2 separate regions of the Homo sapiens genome follow, and region 1 is linked to region 2. The links are chromatin contacts, found by Hi-C or POLR2A ChIA-PET in ENCODE. All regions are on one chromosome and are shown on one strand. Each heading gives the region's core, a stretch centred on a gene start or an enhancer-like site at or near the end of the contact. The rest is flanking DNA. Distances are from core to core; before and after follow the strand shown. Region 1 holds the start of CHRM1 (cholinergic receptor muscarinic 1). Region 2 holds the start of GANAB (glucosidase II alpha subunit).

The links. A loop is a pair of places that touch in the nucleus more often than their neighbours do. ChIA-PET counts read pairs that join two places held with the same protein, here RNA polymerase II (POLR2A). Pooled maps may share reads with other maps.
Region 1: a loop to region 2 is called in a pooled map, with 5 times the contacts of the local background. The contact joins the promoter of CHRM1 here to the promoter of GANAB in region 2. A Hi-C loop is called at or near these places in 2 of 50 pooled maps. POLR2A ChIA-PET finds 5 or more read pairs at or near these places in 2 of 52 experiments (HEK293 and activated CD4-positive, alpha-beta T cell).

What each region holds. Positions count from the first base shown.
Region 1 is chr11:62,919,953-62,923,222 of GRCh38, reverse strand. It overlaps CHRM1 (cholinergic receptor muscarinic 1), which reads left to right and starts at 1,860. Exons shown (of 2, transcript NM_000738.3): 1 at 1,860-2,005. It overlaps LOC105369333 (a long non-coding RNA gene), which reads right to left and starts at 3,063. Exons shown (of 5, transcript XR_002957251.2): 1 at 2,782-3,063. RefSeq lists an enhancer at 1,002-1,536.
Region 2 is chr11:62,645,219-62,648,444 of GRCh38, reverse strand. It overlaps GANAB (glucosidase II alpha subunit), which reads left to right and starts at 1,832. Exons shown (of 24, transcript NM_198334.3): 1 at 1,832-1,883. The coding sequence starts at 1,846. INTS5 (integrator complex subunit 5) reads left to right here. Exons shown (of 2, transcript NM_030628.2): 2 at 1-1,597. The coding sequence ends at 1,425. RefSeq lists a silencer at 1,661-1,740 and enhancers at 2,351-2,510, 2,826-3,226.

The sequences.
Region 1 (3,270 bases), core at 611-3,110, 270 kb before region 2:
CCCAGGGCAGCCCAGCAGGGGGCATCCCGAGTCCGCGCCCAAGGGTAGGGACTGGTCAAGTTCTGACCCAACCCTGACCGGCTGGGTGACCCTGGGATGGAAAGGGGATGCTCACTTAGATTTCTCTCCAAGCTGCAGCGTCTGCTTGACTTCAGCAGGGAGGAGGACTGGGTGCCTGCTGGAACCCCAGCTGGCTTTGAGAAGCACAGATGCCCCCACATGTACCTGCCACGTGTGCCCACCAGTAGCTGCTGACCAAACCCCAGGAACTCCAGTTTCAGCTCCACTTGGCTCCATTGGCCAACTGGGCTCCTGGGTGAGAAAGCCCCAGGTTACCCTCAGGCACCAGCATTGGCGGGGTTGTGGGGGCGGGGGGCGGCGCTTGGTGGGGAAATGAGTAGGGGAAACCCCTGCCCCAGACTCCAGAGCCCTGGGCTTAGAGCCAAGTGACCTGAGCCCAAACACCTGCCCACCACATGCTAATCATACCTCTGCTCTTCAGATTTCTCACCTACAAAATGGGGATAATTGATGCTCCCATTCCTTCCCACCTCTCACCCCAAGACTTCGACACAGCCCAGTGGGCAAAGAACACAGCAGCCCCAGAAGGCAGTCCCTGCAGCCTCCAACTCTCCTCCCCAGTCAGCTCCCGGGGAGGTCTCTAGGGCCAAACAGAGGCGGTGCAGGACCCACATCTCTAGGGCAAACGGCCCCCCAGGGGTTCTATCTCTGAGGAAGCTCAACACAGAAGTCCAGACCAGCCTGGCAGGGAGGGATGCTGGCCTCACCCAGTAGGGCTGAGGGAGATTGGGAGGAGGGCTCATCTCCTCCCAGGTACACACCTGTGAGCCCTGAGTGGGAGTCAGGGGAGACAGAGCTTGACAAGCTGGGAGGAGAGCTGTCTGTCTGCCTGTCTGTCTTCCAAGTGGAAGCTTGGGGTGGAGCAGGCAGGTAGAGGCTGCCTCACTTGTCAGAATTAGCAAGTTCCACAGTTGGGCAACACTCAGCCACACATCAGATACAGACACACGTGTGCACACGCGTCCTGCCTCCAGACTGATAGGGTCACACCTGCACTTACACAGGCTGCATGGTGACATGAGTACACAGGGACACACATATGCAAGGCACTCAGCCGCACATGGGGCAGGCACCTGGCCCTCTACTCATCCCCGAAAAGCAGACACCCATATACCCTCACAACAGGCTATGCATAGCCCAATGCTAGCGCACACAGCCCAGCATGCGGGCACGTTCACTCAGCCCCCGGGCGGGTGCGCCAGCCCTCTGGGTCTGTTCCAAGTTGGAGCCTCTCACGTGAGGCCCAATGTGTCATTTCCAAACAGAAGGAATCTAGCTCTCTCACAGCAGGGAGGAAGAGCAGGGTGTGTAGTTGGGTGGGTGGGTGCGTGGGCATGTGCAGGGGGGAGGGCGTGTGTGCGAGGGAAGCAGGCATGTGAATACCAGGGCATGTGTGTTGGGGCATGGTGCACAGGGGCTGGGGGCTCTAAGGTTGGGTGGGGGGAGGAGCCCAAGGAAACAGTGTGCCTTTGTGAGGGTGTGTGTGCCGCCGGGTCTGTGCAGTGGGTGTGGGTGTTTGTCTCCCTGTATCCGCCTTCTCTCCCGTCCGGGACTTTTAGCCTTCCTGGGCTCGCCTTCCTCATGTCCTTTCTCCTCCCTCTTGGGGCTCAAATTGGGTGCCCTGGTGAAGGAGGGGGGCACACTCCAGAACCTAGTCCAACCCCAGACGCTGCCTGAGGCTTCCCTCCAGCTCCCCTCCCTTCCTTTTCTCCCTTTCCTCCCTCCCTCTCTTTCCCTTTCTCCCTCCCCGCTAAGGCTGGCGTGCCAGGGGGTGGGACATGCCAATCACTGGCTGTGCCTCTCCCGCTGCCAGCACAGGGCGCAGCTCCCCCTGGGAGCCAGGTGTTTGGGTCCCTGGAGACGCCGCAGGCCCCCAGGGAGGCAGTGGGGCTGAGGACCCTACAGACCCCTCTTCAGCCCCGTGGTGAGTACATTTGGGAGGGCTTGGGAGGGGCTGCACTAAGGTAGAGGGTAGGAGGGTCCTGGGGAGCGGGGGAGGGCAGGGATCAGGATGAGATGGAAATAGGGATGGACTCACAGAGATAGGAGGAGGCCAGGGAGGGGTCTAGAGGGCAAGGGGGCTCTGTAGCATTGAACACTGACTGCTCCAAACACTCGGCCTCCTGGCTTTGAGTGGATATAGCTGATGTTTTTCTGGGCTTCTGCTGGCAGAGGAGATGGAGATCCCCCTCAGGAAACTGGACCTGAGGCCCAGAAGGGATTAGGCTGCCTGGTAGCAAGCAGAACCCCCAACACCCTAGGGGCAGAGTGGGAAGGGCAAAGGGCCAGGAAGCAGCCCTTGCCACCAGCATCCTGTGGGAGGTTGACCCCCATCTTGATGGGGGTGCCAGTCCCAGAACCTCCTGTCCTCCCTCAGGGCACCCTGAAACCCACCACCCCCGTCCACCTCAGCTCCCCCAAGATGGACTGAATCAGGCTGCTGGCCAGATAGAGAAGCTAGAAGCCAAGGTGGGTGTCAGGCCAGAAGCCAGCAGGAGACCAGGCAAAGAGCCCCAGGGCTCTTTGGGGACAAATGGGCATGTGGGTGGCCACACTAGCCAGGGAAGGTGGCCCTGACGTGCGCAGGGGCCCAGAGGACCCTCCTTATGTTTCTAGTATCTTGGGCTCCCGCAGGGTGGGTCTCAGTCCTATATCCAGGCAATGCATGGATACCAATGGGCACCCACGCCAGGTACTCACCCCAGTGCCCGCAGACTGCACAACATGGGGATGGGCTAGGGGCCAGGAACTCTGATGCTTGTAGAGTTGTCAGCTCCTGGGCAGGCCAGCTGGGGAGGGGGTCGTCAGCTCTCATTAGGTCATCCAGACATGTGCAGCTTAGAGGTTATCAGAGCCAATGGAGAGGGGTTCACATCTTTGCACAAAACACACCTGCAGCTCCACCCAGACTGACCCAAGACCCCTGCCCAACTGGCTGGAAGGAGTCAGGCAGTCTCCAGTAGCCAGACAGTCTCCTTTCTCAGGGTAATCAGCTGTTCAGTGGGCTGTCAGATGAGAGTTCTCTGCCCTCTGACCTCAGCCACCAGGCAAGCTGCAGTCGCTATCGCGGCTGAGATATGAAAGGGAAGGAGATAGTGAAATGGGCTGCAGAAGATGTGGGTCTTGGCTCGCAGCTGACAGCTGGCGGTTGGAGTTCTGAGAACTGGATTCTGAAGTGTAATGGGGAGT
Region 2 (3,226 bases), core at 583-3,082:
CTCTCTGGCCTCCTGCCCCTGGCTTTCCGAAGCTGTCTGGCTCGGGTGCATGCAGGGACATTACAGCCTCCCTTCACGGCCCGGTTCCTGCGCAACTTGGCACTGCTAGTAGGGTGGGAACAGCAGGGTGGCGAGGGCCCTGCAGCCCTAGGGGCGCACTTTGGGGAATCTGCCTCAGCCCATCTGTCTGACCTGGCTCCTCTCCTGCTACATCCTGAGGAGGAAGTAGCTGAAGCTGCTGCCTCTCTCCTGGCCATTTGTCCCTTTCCTTCTGAAGCCTTATCCCCCTCCCAGCTCCTGGGACTGGTAAGGGCTGGGGTGCACCGCTTCTTTGCCTCTCTGAGGCTGCATGGACCCCCAGGTGTGGCCTCAGCCTGTCAGCTTCTCACCCGCCTGTCTCAGACATCCCCAGCTGGGCTCAAGGCTGTCCTGCAGCTGCTGGTTGAAGGAGCCTTACATCGAGGCAACACAGAACTGTTTGGTGGGCAAGTAGATGGGGACAATGAGACTCTCTCAGTTGTTTCAGCTTCTTTGGCTTCTGCCTCCCTGTTGGACACTAACCGGAGGCACACTGCAGCTGTGCCAGGTCCTGGAGGGATTTGGTCAGTTTTCCATGCTGGAGTCATCGGCCGTGGCTTAAAGCCACCCAAGTTTGTCCAGTCACGAAATCAGCAGGAAGTGATCTATAACACCCAGAGCCTCCTCAGCCTCCTGGTTCACTGCTGCAGTGCCCCAGGGGGCACTGAATGTGGGGAATGCTGGGGGGCACCCATCTTGAGTCCAGAGGCAGCCAAAGCAGTGGCAGTGACCTTGGTGGAGAGTGTGTGTCCCGATGCAGCTGGTGCAGAGCTGGCCTGGCCCCCCGAGGAACACGCCCGGGCCACCGTGGAGCGGGATCTCCGCATTGGCCGGCGCTTCCGCGAACAGCCCCTGCTCTTTGAGCTGTTAAAGCTGGTAGCAGCTGCACCCCCAGCCCTGTGCTACTGTTCCGTGCTGCTTCGGGGGCTGCTGGCCGCCCTCTTGGGCCATTGGGAAGCCTCTCGCCACCCTGACACGACCCACTCCCCCTGGCACCTGGAGGCATCCTGCACCTTAGTGGCTGTCATGGCTGAGGGAAGCCTCCTGCCTCCGGCCCTGGGTAATATGCATGAAGTATTTAGCCAACTGGCACCTTTCGAGGTGCGTCTGCTGCTGCTCAGTGTCTGGGGTTTTCTCCGGGAGCATGGGCCCTTGCCTCAGAAGTTCATCTTCCAATCAGAGCGGGGTCGCTTCATTCGGGACTTCTCCAGGGAGGGTGGAGGTGAGGGTGGACCCCATCTGGCTGTGCTGCACAGTGTCCTCCACCGCAACATCGACCGCCTAGGTCTTTTCTCTGGCCGTTTCCAGGCACCTTCACCGTCCACTCTCCTTCGACAGGGGACGTAGCCTTTTCTTGCTCTGGAAGCCCAGGGAGGTTGAGCAGTGAGAGAGGGAAGGGACTAACGTGCTCCGGAAGGGTGGAGGTTTCTCTTCTAAGTCCTTGGTCTAAAGAGCGCTGTCACTTTTTTCTCTCCCACTTTTTTTTTTCTAAATAAAATTTGCCAACTTGAGAAAACCAGTCCAGTGCTTCTGTCATGCTGAGAGCGTGCAAAGTCTGACAGCGCCTGGCTCTGGACGTTCCCGCCCCTGGCCTGAAGCCCCGCCCCCTGCGATAATTTGGAGTGCGCACTCTACCAATGAGACAGCTGCCCGGCGGCGCTCAGGTCGAACCAATCATAAGGCCGGAAGGGGCGGGAACTAGGATACGTGGCTGAGCGCGCGCGATGGGGCGGGAGGTTTGGGGTCAAGGAGCAAACTCTGCACAAGATGGCGGCGGTAGCGGCAGTGGCGGCGCGTAGGAGGCGGTGAGGAGCCCGGAATCTGGGGGCGCGCCCGGGACGCCCCCAGATCCCCCAAGTCCCATTCCACTCCTTCCTGTGTGTCTCTTGACACTCTGCCACCCCCGGCCTCGTGAGGAACCTTTGTTCCTCTGGAGGCGGCCTCAGACGCCTCCGGTCTCCCCGTGGTAGATCCGAGCGACGCTGGGGGCCTTGCCTGTGGGGCTCCGGGCTCCCGCCCGGCGGTTTAGTAAAGCCACAGCTGTGCGTCTTTCTTGGTCTTGGCCGCTCTCAGCCGCCGCCCTCCTTTGGCTGCTTGCGGCGGTCAACGTCGCCGCCCCCTTCCTGCAGTGCGCGGGGTCGTCGGGGCGGGGGAAAAGATGCGGCCTGGCCTCGGGGAATGCAGCCTGCGGCCCCGCGGCCCCTCGGCTGAGCTGGAAGCACCGGGCCAGCAGTTAAGCCTGTACTACCCTTCTGGCTCTACCCTGTAGAGCTCCGAATCCTCCTCTGCCCTTGTCTTCACGTGAGCACCAGCTCTGGCTTAGTTCAGTGTCCACGGTCGCTGGGCACGGCCCAGGGTCCAGTAAGCTCACGGCGTGGATGGTGTTGCTCAAACACAACATGTAATCGAATGGCTTGGTCCACGCTCTCGGGTTTATATTACTGGGGAAAAAAAAAGATTCGAAACATATCACCAGTGCCACAAATGTTTACTAGGACCTAACGGATATACTGGGGTGGGGTAGGCGTGTACTCTCCAAAGCGATGAAGAAAGCGTGGATCATAAACTCAGTTCCCTCGGAGCCTGTGATCTGAAACAATAAATGCGTGCAACTTGCCCTGCAGCTTATTCCTGACTTTGGCCTATGAACACCTCTCTTGGGGTGGTCAAGGCCGCCGTGAATTCCTTAGGGCCCTCCAACAGGTCATATCTGAAAGATGCTTTAGGAATCCTATCTCCATTGGCATCTTTCCGAACCAATTTTACAGACTGTGCAAATAGGGCCCCAGAGGGTATTTAACTCACTGTACGTCTTTTTTTTTTTTTTTTGAGAGACAGAGTCTCGCTCTGTTGCCCAGGCTGGAGTGCAGTGGCGAGATCTCGGCTCACTGCAAGCTCCGCCTCCTGGGTTCACGCCATTCTCCTGCCTCAGCCTCCCGAGTAGCTGGGACTACAGGCACCCGCCACCACGCCTGGCTATTTTTTTGTATTTTTAGTAGAGACGGGGTTTCACTATGTTGGTGAGGATGATCTCGATCTCTTGACCTCGTGATCCACCCGCCTCGGCCTCCCAAAGTGCTGGGATTACAGGCGTGAGCCACCGCGCCCGGCCTCAACTCACTGTACTTCTATTTACTGCTGCTTTTGG